Linked DNA regions of Homo sapiens: region 2 is linked to region 1. Evidence: read pairs that join two places in POLR2A ChIA-PET (ENCODE). Cell type or tissue: PC-9. All regions are shown on one strand. Each heading gives the region's core, and the rest is flanking DNA. Links, peaks and the distances in the headings are about the cores only. Region 1 overlaps CAND1.11 (a long non-coding RNA gene). Region 2 overlaps AMPD3 (adenosine monophosphate deaminase 3).

Evidence for each region. ChIA-PET counts read pairs that join two places held together with the same protein. Peaks named below come from ENCODE experiments on the same cell type or tissue, not always from the same donor. Only the 100,000 strongest peaks of a DNase experiment are listed, where the experiment ranks them.
Region 2: POLR2A ChIA-PET joins it to region 1 with 6 read pairs; 2 of 35 experiments call an interaction of 5 or more read pairs at or near these places.

Annotation. Positions count from the first base shown.
Region 1 is chr11:10,326,767-10,332,139 of GRCh38, forward strand. It overlaps CAND1.11 (a long non-coding RNA gene), which reads left to right. Exons shown (of 4, transcript NR_103765.1): 2 at 3,804-3,943. Among named protein-coding and RNA genes, the nearest start is that of CAND1.11, 21 kb to the left of the region's middle. RefSeq lists a silencer at 1,956-2,250. In PC-9, for the core only: no CTCF peak of the experiment used is centred there; DNase peaks (open chromatin) are centred at 714 and 2,225; H3K27ac peaks cover 235 bases.
Region 2 is chr11:10,488,308-10,493,680 of GRCh38, forward strand. AMPD3 (adenosine monophosphate deaminase 3) reads left to right here. Exons shown (of 15, transcript NM_001025389.2): 7 at 5,042-5,236. Among named protein-coding and RNA genes, the nearest start is that of MIR4485, 17 kb to the right of the region's middle. RefSeq lists an enhancer at 1-636. In PC-9, for the core only: no CTCF peak of the experiment used is centred there; a DNase peak (open chromatin) is centred at 2,454; H3K27ac peaks cover 3,154 bases.

The DNA of each region.
Region 1 (5,373 bases), core at 303-5,302:
CTAGCCCACACCTCTGATTTAACCCAGAATGGGCTGGGGAAACAGTGCTCTAGAACTCATCATTATGGGTAATACCTTTGTAGTCTCTGCTCTTCAGTTTACAAATAGTTGCTGAGCTAGGCATGGTTCCAGGTGATGTGAAGGTTCAAAGCTGCCTCAGCTTTGTGGAGTAGGTAGATTCAGTAGCTCCTGGGTGCACAGTGGCTGAGATTTTCCCAGTCTCATGAAATCCCTGCTTCTCTTTCCTATCTACATGTTTTAGGCTGAAAGTGAAGGGATGACCATTCCGGCTTTTCTTTGGTTTGTTTCTTCAAGATAACCTGGTGTAGGGAAGGGTGAGAGTCCTGGCTCTATCATTACACACAGCAGCATCTCCAAGCTTCAGTTTCTCCTCTGAAAAATAGGATAATATGTAGCTAAGAGAGCCTTGGAGTTGCCTCCCCAGCCCTTGTTCTTCTCTTGGTAACTACCATGACTTTTGTTAGGGTATCCACATCTCCCCCAATAGACCACTCCACTCCTGAAGACTCAGGCCTAGTGCAATTCCATTTTAAGGCCACTATTACAGGACCCAGTGATGGGTGCTGGCCTAATTCAGGCCAGTGAGCTTGCATAAGTTTATTGGCTTATTTCCAGAAAAACAAATTTCCTTTTTCCTGCTAGATAAGAATGGGACACATATGTGGTCTCACTAGCAATTCAGGCCAATGAGTTTGCATAAGTTTACTGGCTTATTTCCAGAAAAACAAGTTCCCTTTCTCCTGCTAGATAAAAGTGGGAGACATATGCAGTCTCAGCAGCAATAGAAAGCCACTCTGAGACTAAAACAGGGGCAAGCCCTAGATGGAAGCTCTCATTGTGAATGGCAGAGTGGAGTGATGGAAAATAGAACTCCCTGATAAAGTTGTTGAACTCCTAAATGGACCCATCCTCAATCCTGTCATACTTCTATTGTATAAACCAATCATCTCCTTCACTTAGTAACCCATAGTGAGTTGAGCTTTCTGCTCCTTTTAATGGAAGCCATCTTAATTAATACATTATAGCACAGGATTTACTATGGGCATTAAATGGGATATAGCATTCACAGTATCTGTCTCATGCTGAAAAAAGAAAAAAAATTCATAGTATTTAGCACAGAATTTATATATGACCCCTGCCCTTCCAGTCCAAGGGCATTAATGGAAAAGACCATAGTTTCTCAGGCCTTTGTTGGATAGGGAAGAAGAGGGCATGTGTGGACTCCAACACGACCTTAACCTGGTTTGAGGCTTGAATATCTTGCCTGGGCTAGAAAGGTGGCCCCTCTGGACTGGCTTTAATTTTAGGATCAGTCCCTTTAGAGGGAGTAGATCTTGTAAGCTGGGGTTTCCCTAGCCCTTGGCAAGTATACATGTTGAAGAGGGTTGGGAGACAAAGAGGGAAGAAAGGAGAGAACCATGACTTGCTGGTGTAATAACAAAAGGTCCTACCTATCTTTGGGATCGAGATTAATCTCTCCTGTCTTTCTTCTTTTTCCTCCTTTCTTCCTTACATTTTTTCGCACTCCCAGTTCTCATTAGGGCTGAAGAAGAAAGGGAAGTCAAAGCTGGGATGGCAAAGGAGTGGAAGTATATGCCAGAGGGAGAAAGGGGAACTTGTGTAAGCTAATTCTGATGACTTTGCATTCAAGTGTAGCACAGATCTCAGTTTTCAGACTAAATGGTAGCTTTAGACTCCTATCGGAGGTTGGCAAGGCTGGTTTCTTGGAGTTTTTGCATGAAGAACAGGAAACTAGGCAGAGCAGCCTGGTTCAAGGACAAAGGGTTATGTTATGACTAATAGGAAGGAGGAATCATTTGGAGTACACACAGTGGCTGTAAGTCAGATTTCGGTCATTTCATTACCCCCAGATTTAGCCTAAGTCACCAGGGAGAGGAGACTGCAATAAAAGAAAAATTAACAAAAAGCTGACATGACTGAAATCTGAAGGAACTTGATTCACATGACATTACTGCTTTGCAGTTGTGCTGTATTACAAGGGTAGAGCTCATTTGTCCTAGTGTTAGCATACTGCACTTGAGAGTATGCTAGAACACAGGATGGAAAAGGAGTGTGAGAAAACATTACTTCACAAAAGTGGGTCAAGGGTGCCATGTTCCAACTGTGAAATGGATGCTTAGAAATGAAAATAGAACTCCAGTGTGGTCTGACCAGAACAGGATTGAGCTGCCACCCTCTTATCGGGACACTAGATTTATGGCTGTGGTCAAGAATTGCCCTAATCTTGTTTTTATCAGTCACATTCCAATAATGCCTCATAATGAATCCATGGTCAATTAAAAGCCCAGTTGTTTTTTACATGAACTGCTGCCAAGTCAGGAATCCCTGTGAATTTGTGTTGTTGATTTTCTTTGAACCAAATACAGAACTTTACAATGATTCTTCTTGAAAGTCATGCTGGTCAGATTATTTTGCATCTTGCTTATTTTGTCTATTAGCTATTACTCTAAACTTTGTGCTTACCTTCTTCATCATTTAAGACACGTATAAAAATATTGACTAGGGCCAGGTGCAGTGGTTCATGCCTGTAATCCCAGCAGTTCTGAAGGCTGAGGTGGGAGGATTGCTTGAAGCCAGGAGTTTAAGACCAGCCTGGGAAAAAAAGTGAGACCCCCATCTCTACAAAAAATTAGAAATAAAATCAGTTGGGTCTGGTGATATGTGCTTGTAGTCCCAGCTACTTGGGAGGCTGAGGTAGAAGGATTGCCTGAGCCCAGGAGCTTGGGGCTGCAGTGAGCTGTGATCACTCTACTGCCCTTGTTCCAGCCTGGGTGACAGAGTGAGTGTGTGTATAGCTATTCAGTCAGTGGCCAAACCATATATATATATATATATATATATATATATTTTTTTTTTTTTTTTTTTTTTTTTTAGGCAGGATCTCACTCTGTTGCCCAGGTTGGAGTGCCGTGGCATGATCTCGGATTACTGTAGCCTCAACCTTCAGGGCTCAGGTGATCCTCCCACCTCAGCTTCCTAAGTAGCTAGGACTACAGGCACACTCCACCATGCCTGTATAATTTCTGTACTTTTAGTAGAGATGGGGTTTTGCCATATTGTCCAGGCTGGTCTTGAACTCCTGGGTTCAAGTGAACCACCTGCCTCGACCTCCCAAAGTGCTGGGATTACAGATGTGAGCTACCATGCCTGGCCTCATGGTACTTTTATACCACTTTCCCTCTCCACCTTATCCATCACTGGATCATGAGATGCATTATGTATTTTCTTTATGAAATCAAGTTACACTGACTCTAGCATTTCCACCCTGGTGGCCTGGCACTTACCCAGTATCTTGCACGTAATAGGCTCTCAATAAATGTTTGTGGAATTAAACTGAATTCTGTGAATCATCAGCATAATAAAATTTAAAAGAAGGAAATGAGGCATGATTCACTGATGAACCACTTGGGATCTCAGTGCTCTTTATATTCCTTTTCGTTGTTTTAAGTGAAAATGTCACACATTACAGGAAAATAAAATGTCAACTATGATTGACAATATACATTATGCCAACTATCATCATTATCAATACCCAAAATTATATTTTTTTCTTTTACAAAAAACATAATCATGTGCAACTTCATTTTTTAATTTAATCTATTTTGGCTACCTTTCTATTTTTCAGTAGAATTTCATTGCATGAACCTTAGTCTCTTCTAAGTGTTTAACACATTATCTGTTTAAATTCATTAGATTCTGACATAAGAATCATTTGTTTTCAAATTATGGAGTTAATCTATTCTTCTTTTTTTTTTTTCTAGACGGGGTCTTGCTCTGTTGCCTGGCTGGAGTGCAGTGGTGCTAACATGACTCACTGCACCCTTGACCTCCTGGACTCAAGTGATCCTCCCACCTCAGCCTCCCAAGTAGCTGGGACTCCAAGTGGGTGCCACTACAGCCAGTAAGTTTTTGTACTTTTTGTAGAAATAGTGTCTTACTATGTTGCCCAGGCTGATCTCAAACTCCTGAGCTCAAGCAATCCTCCCACCTTGGCCTCCCAAAGTGCTGGGATTATAGGTATGAGCCATCATGCCCAGCCTAATCCATTCTTCCTAATGTATATTAAACACCCACCATATGCCAGACCTTGCGTCAGAACATTGAGGAATTAAAAAGAAAAACTGGGCAAGGGCCTGGCCCTCCAGAGACTTGGAATCTGATAGAGGTCACAAAATAAGCACATTTATGGTGTTGGAACAAGGTTCTCTGTGTTAGAGTCTACTACAGGGGAGTGTGCCATGTGCTCTGGGGCCTTGATTAAATACAAAGGACTATAATTTTCTCTCCTGTGGGGCTCCCTGGAGCTTGGAGCAGCAGCCAAGAGATGTTCAGGCAGCTGAGACTCTCATCACAACCAAAGTTCTTCTGCCACTCTTGGACCTAGGATAGGAAAATTGATGGGCTCTCTGCCTTCAGGCAGCTCCTGCTCGGGCAGTGTGTGATAGAAGAGGAACTTACTTTGGGTGAGGGTCCACTGCCCCTTCCTTTCTTCCATGGCCATCAGGTAGGCCATGTGGTCTGACCACAGAGACCCTGACAGAGGGAGAAAGAGGAAAAGGCCAAAAAACAGAAACCATGAAGAAGCAGAAAGACTCTTAAGGTGACCTTCATGAAACCTCACCTCTGGAATTCATACCTTGGTATAATCCCCTCTCCTTGAGTGTGGATGTGGCCTGTGCCTTTTCTACCTAGCAGAATATAGTAAAGACGGTGAATTGTATGTGATTATTGATTATGCTGCGTATGATATGAATATTAGTGCTGTCTTACTGAACTGCTCTCTTGGCTTGGAGGAAGCAGATGGCTATGTTGGGAGCCCCATGTGCCAAAGAACTGTGGGCAGCCTCTAAGAGTTGAGGGTGGCCACTGGTTGACAGCCACCATGAGACTGAATCCCTGAGTCTTATTAATGCAACCACAGGAAACAGAATTCTGCCAAATGAATTCTGAGTGTGTTTGGAGCAGATCTTTCCCTAGACCAGCCTCAGATGAGATCACAGCCTTGGCTGACACCTTGATTACAACCTTGTAAGACCCTAAGCAGAAAATCCAGCTAAGTCAAACCTGTACTCCTGAACCACAGAAACTGAGATAATAAACTTGCGCTCTTTTAAGCAGTTAAGCTTGTGGTAATATGGCTAAGCAGCAATAGTTAATTAATATCCTAACAGTTAATCTCTTTTGCCTTCCATAAGAACTGCAGGAGAAAAAAATGACGTAGGGAAGGGAGATTGGAAGGGAATTCCAGCAACCTCTATGAAGAGAAGAAATTGACTAGGGAAAGGACTTTTGCTGTGAAGCTCTACCACATTTGTTCATTCATTCATTCAT
Region 2 (5,373 bases), core at 228-5,227, 160 kb after region 1:
ACTTCCTGTCAACCAGGTGGCTTTGAGGGAGAGGCCAGAACTGAGCTGACTTAGAGTGAGTAGGAGCTTGCCAGGCAGAGGGTGTGGTAGGGGAATGGAAGTGGTGGCATTCCAGGTAGAGGCACGTGATGTGCAAATGTCAGGAGGGAGGGATGGTATGAGAGAGTCGAGAGAGTCAGAACAGTGTGTTGACATAACTGCAAGCAGTGTGGTGTGGTTGGAGCTCAGGCATTGGGAGCGGGGAGCAGCGGGTTGTGGGGAGAGTAAGGCTGCAGAGATGTGGGGAGGTCCTGGATCATGCAGGGGCTGTGGGTTTCCCACAGAAGGCAGGGAGGTGGGCCGGGGTGTGGTGGCGAGCTGGGAGAGAAGCTCCTGGGGGAAGAGTCGGGATCAGGCTTTGCTTGGAGGAGGGATGGCTAAAGCTGGGTGGAGTCACAGTGGGGTTGCCATCTCCACAGGAGCTCTGTCCCAGCTGGGAACCTCTTGGGGACTTCTTCTTTTTGGGGTCAGCTTTGATAAGGGAGGGTAGGCCAGGGGAGGATGTGGCTCCTCTGGGAAAGCCCAGCTCCAGCCTCCCTGACCCCCTGGCTGGGAGCATATCAGCAATGCAGATGGAAGACCCTACCTGGAGGCCCTAAGACCACTTCTGTTACACGCCAGGGGTCCAACACAGACTCCCACTTGGATGGGATCAAGAGCTTTAAGAAGTGAGAGTTTGGCTTCAGCTCATGTGCCCTGAGAGGCTTACAGAAGTGTTTTGGGGATTTCCAGGCAGAAGTGAAAGGTGTTTTAGACACCACTTACGTGGGCACCCTGGCATTTTCACCTTCAAGCACCATTTGTTCCTTCTCTGTGAGGCTTAGGCGTTCAGACAGGTGGATGCCTCCATCACTGTGTGAACTCCTCTCAGCCCTGCCCAAAGAACTTCACACGCCTAGCACATGCCCAGGCCCGTGTTCAAAGAAACGCCTTGCCCAGCCCGATGCAGCCCTGCCCTGAGCATACGTGAATGCTCTGGGCTTACCTGCTTCCTGCTGCCTGGGGCCAAGGTGTCCTCACTGGCTGTGCTGGCACTGACACTGTTTTCTTCTAAGGTGGGGCCCCAGTGGGTGTTCCTGGGTCTACCAGCTGCCCTCTGGCCACAACATGAGAAACAGTCCTGGCGTGGGGCTAGGGTAACAAATCAGAGCCTATCCCCAGGGTTCTCCTGCAGTCTTGGGGTTAATGTTTTCTCTGGACAGAGATGACCTTGATATCTATGACCCAGTGGCCTGTTCTTAGGCACCACAGTCAGTCCATAAACATGGGCGCAGGTCTGCTATGAGTCAGGTCTGTGCCCGCCCCTGGGTGCTGCCTACTTGATAGCACTCTGTCTCTCTTTTTTTTTTTTGAGATGAAGTTTTGCTCTTGTTGCCCAGGCTGGAGTGCAGTGGTACAATCTCAGCTCACTGCAACCTCAGCCTCCTGGGTTCAAGTGATTCTCCTGCCTCAGCCTCCCGAGTAGCTGGGATTATAGGTGCCTGGCACCACTCCTGGCTAATTTTTGTATTTTTAGTAGAGATGGGGTTTTGCCATATTGCCCAGGCTGGCCCCGAACTCTCAGCCTCAGGTGATCTGCCTGCCTTGGCCTCCCAAAGTGCTGAGATTACAGGCGTGGGTCACCACACCTGGCCTTGATAGCACTCTCATAGCCTCTACTATGGGGAGGAGAGCTGCTTTCTAAAATCCAGAATGGGCTGGATGATGGCCTCCGTATGTCTAAAGTGGCTATTGGTGTCCCTGGGGCAGACAAGGGCTGTGGTCTGAGGCAGGAGCTGCGACGTGGCCGTGGATCTGTGTGGGTGGTATCTGTGAAGGCACCTGTCACACTACAGCAGGTGAAGGGCTGAGACACCCCGAGGCCCAGCCAGCAGGACTGTGTGACTGAGACACTTGTTTTCTATGCAGAAGCAAGACAGAAGAGCTGAGTGTGTTTGCTGCTTGGGAATTGGGTAGAAGTAGGTGACATCCACTGTGGTTTAAGTGTCATATTAAGAATAGCAAATAGGTTTTACCTTCTGTGCCAAACCTGACCAATTAGGGGCCACCCCTAAAGCTTAGTGAAAAGAGTGCTGTGTTCGATTATTGATGCCTGCCATGGGTATGGAAATGGTCAATGTTGGCTTAGGTCCCAGGTCTGGAAACTCTGCTCTTTCTTTACATCTGAGGTCTTAGGTGAACACGGGGAATGCACTTGGATCCTCTGGTGAACTGAAAACACTGACCTCCAATGACCTTCAATTATTTTGTTCCTAAAATAATCACCCTTGAGTTCTGAAGTTTGGATGGGGTGCTTCCTGGATTGTCCAGTTGTTTTCCTCATTTATCTTGTGACTCATGGGGGTAAGGACAGGCTGACCCCCCTGTGGTGTGTCATTGGTAAGCCAGAGGACAGGACCAGAAAGCCCAGAATCCGCTGAGTCATGCTGAGGTCATTGTACCAAGCTGTGTCCAGCTGAGCTGAGCCAGGCTGACCTTCTTTTGTGCATCCCACGTGAGCCCAGCCTCATCTCTGAGGAGCCTGGGCTTTGGGGATGTTTTAGTTTTCTGCTTTGCTTTGTTTCCCCAGTGTCCAGTGGTCTGTCTTTCTGGTAAGAATGGCAAGATTAATGGCAGGAAGGATGCTGATGAGTGAGTGCTGTGGCTAACGACATGGGCTGGCTGGCATAATGCTCACAGAGGTCCAGTGGATCAAATATCTGGTTTGGCATTACTTGGAGATGCTCAGCCAGCCGTGGACAGCATTCCCTGCCCTGAGGTCAGCCGCCTCCTCACCCCAGCCCGGGCTGAGCGCCCAGTCGGCCGCAGCAGTAGCTCCAGAGTGTGGTCTAATGGCTGTCAGCAGCCTGGCCTTGAGGCTGCTGTCGTCCTCCCCCGGAGCTCCCATAGGTCCCTTGTGCTCAGGGAGGGGGAGTCAGTTTACCCATAGTGACTTGAGGCCATCCCTCAGCTTAGCTGGGGCTTCATTTCCTTAGGGCTTGTGGTTGTCCTATGAGTGAAGCACAGTGAAAAGGCAGACTGGGGATGAGGGGTTGGGGAGATGGGTAGGATCCAGGCAATATTAGCAGAGCCCTCATCCTAAGATTAATGAAGAGGGTTCAGTAACAGAATCAAATTACATTTAAAGAATCCCTTCTAGCTTCTGTGTATGGAGAATGAATTGAACCAGAGCACAAGAAAAAGGAACAAGACCAGTTAGGAGGTCACTGTGAATTCAGGCCTGAGAACATGCAGGCTTGAACTCCCGTGGTGGCAGTGAGGTTGGAGAATATTGTATGGATTTGACATCCATTTGGAAGGTAGAACTGATGAGACTCACTGAGGGAAGGGAGTAGTAGGAAGGCCAAGGATGACTCCCAGTTTTTCAGCATGACCAGCTGGATTCAGGACACACCATTTCCTGGGATTCCAGAATCTGGGAGAAAATCAGGTTTGGGCTGGGGTCAGAGATGGAGAGTCCACTTTTGGATATATTAAATTTGAACTGCCTTTGGGTTATCCAGATAGAGATATCAAGAAGGCAATAGTATGTACAGTTCTGGAGCTTTTGGCTGGTGGCATAAATTTGGGAATTGGTATAAGGAAAATAATTAAATGCACAGAAATGGAACAGATCACCTTTGGAGAGAATTTATAGTGAGAGGACAAGAGGGCCCAGGACCAGGCATCAAGAAATTCCATTATTAAGAGGTCTGGTAGTGAGGATGAGCTGACTAAGGAGGCTGAAAAGGAGAGGACAGAGATGCAAGGGGTCGGTCTGGTATCACAGGACTTAGCATGATATAGAGGGCATGAGAAATCCCATGAGGTGTTTTGAGACCTTGCTGGGCTCCTTCTGCAAAGGTGCCTTCTGCAAAAAACTGCCTTTCCCTGGAATGTGGGGAGAAGTCTAAGCTGACTGTTCATTTCTGCTTCTTAGGATTTGCTCTAAGATCTTTGGCCTTGGGCCCCACAGCTTGAGTCCATATGTTGGCTTAGGGTCAGTAGAGCGGCTTCCAGTAGAGTGGCTTCTTCTTGGGACTTGGATGCCCTGGAGTTTGGGTGAGGTGTAACTAGTCAAGGAAGGGTGTGTTTGGAGGCTTGGCCTTTAGTGTCTGTTCTTTTCATTCATTCCCACTTGGAGGTTTGCTTTGGGAATGCTCTGAGGGTTCTGAGAGGGATCAATGGGAAGAGTGGGATTTGATGGGCCCTCAGGGTTATCACTAAAACTGTGAGAACCTGTCGTACCTGTTAATTTGTTCATTCATTCATCCATTGGTTCGACTTTGTACTAGGCTCTGGGGTAGGTGCTGAAGACTTAGAGGCATCAAACATGGCCCTTGTCCTTGAGGAGCTCCCAGTCTAGTGAAAGCGTAGACACACAAACGTTAGAGTGATCGGGACGGTCTGCACAACAATGGGATGCCTGTGCCAGGTTTTGAGGTTGGGCAAGGGAAAGAGCATTCAGTTGTGCTTGGAGGAACAAGGTTGGCTCCCAAATGGAGGAGGTTGTGGGAAATTTCTAGGTGGATGAGATGGTGGAGAGAAAGGAGGGCATTCCAGACTGAAGAAACACGTGGGCAAAGGGATGCAGTGTACTGTACCTTGGTGTGTGGTGTACCCGTAAGTGGTTTGTCACGGCTGCAGCACAGAATGGGGCAGTGGCAAGGCGAGAGTTAAGGCTTGAAATAAGCCTTGAATCTCAGGCCAAGGTGCTTGGGCTTTATCTTGAGACTGATGGGCCCATAGGTCATTTGTTAACTGGGGAATGGCCTGATCCAATCTGCATTTTAAAAAGATTTCCTGGTGCTGTAAGGAGGTGGAATGCGCAGCAAGGCTGAAAGGGAGGGATACCAGTTCCGAAGTCTGGAGGAGAAATGGGGGGTGGGATCCAGACACTGGTGGGGCTGCCCGGATGGCCCATGAGGTGCTGGGGTTCTGTGCACATTGAGGGTTGGATGTCTTAACTCTTGTTGCTAGGGGAGGTGGCCTGACTCAGGGCCTGGTGGGCGCTGTGTTCCAGGTGGACACACACATCCATGCGGCCGCCTGCATGAACCAAAAGCATCTGCTGCGCTTCATCAAGCACACATACCAGACGGAGCCTGACAGGACTGTGGCAGAGAAGCGGGGCCGGAAGATCACCCTGCGGCAGGTGTTTGACGGCCTGCACATGGACCCCTACGACCTCACTGTGGACTCACTGGATGTCCACGCGGTGAGTGAGCTTCTGCTCCAGTGCCGCCAGCAGACAGCAGCCCTGGCTGGGGACTCAGCCCCCTGGAAAGCCACCATGATTGTGCTTGCCGGGAGGTGCTACGGAAGCAGCTTTCTCTTCTATCTGACTGAGAGGTC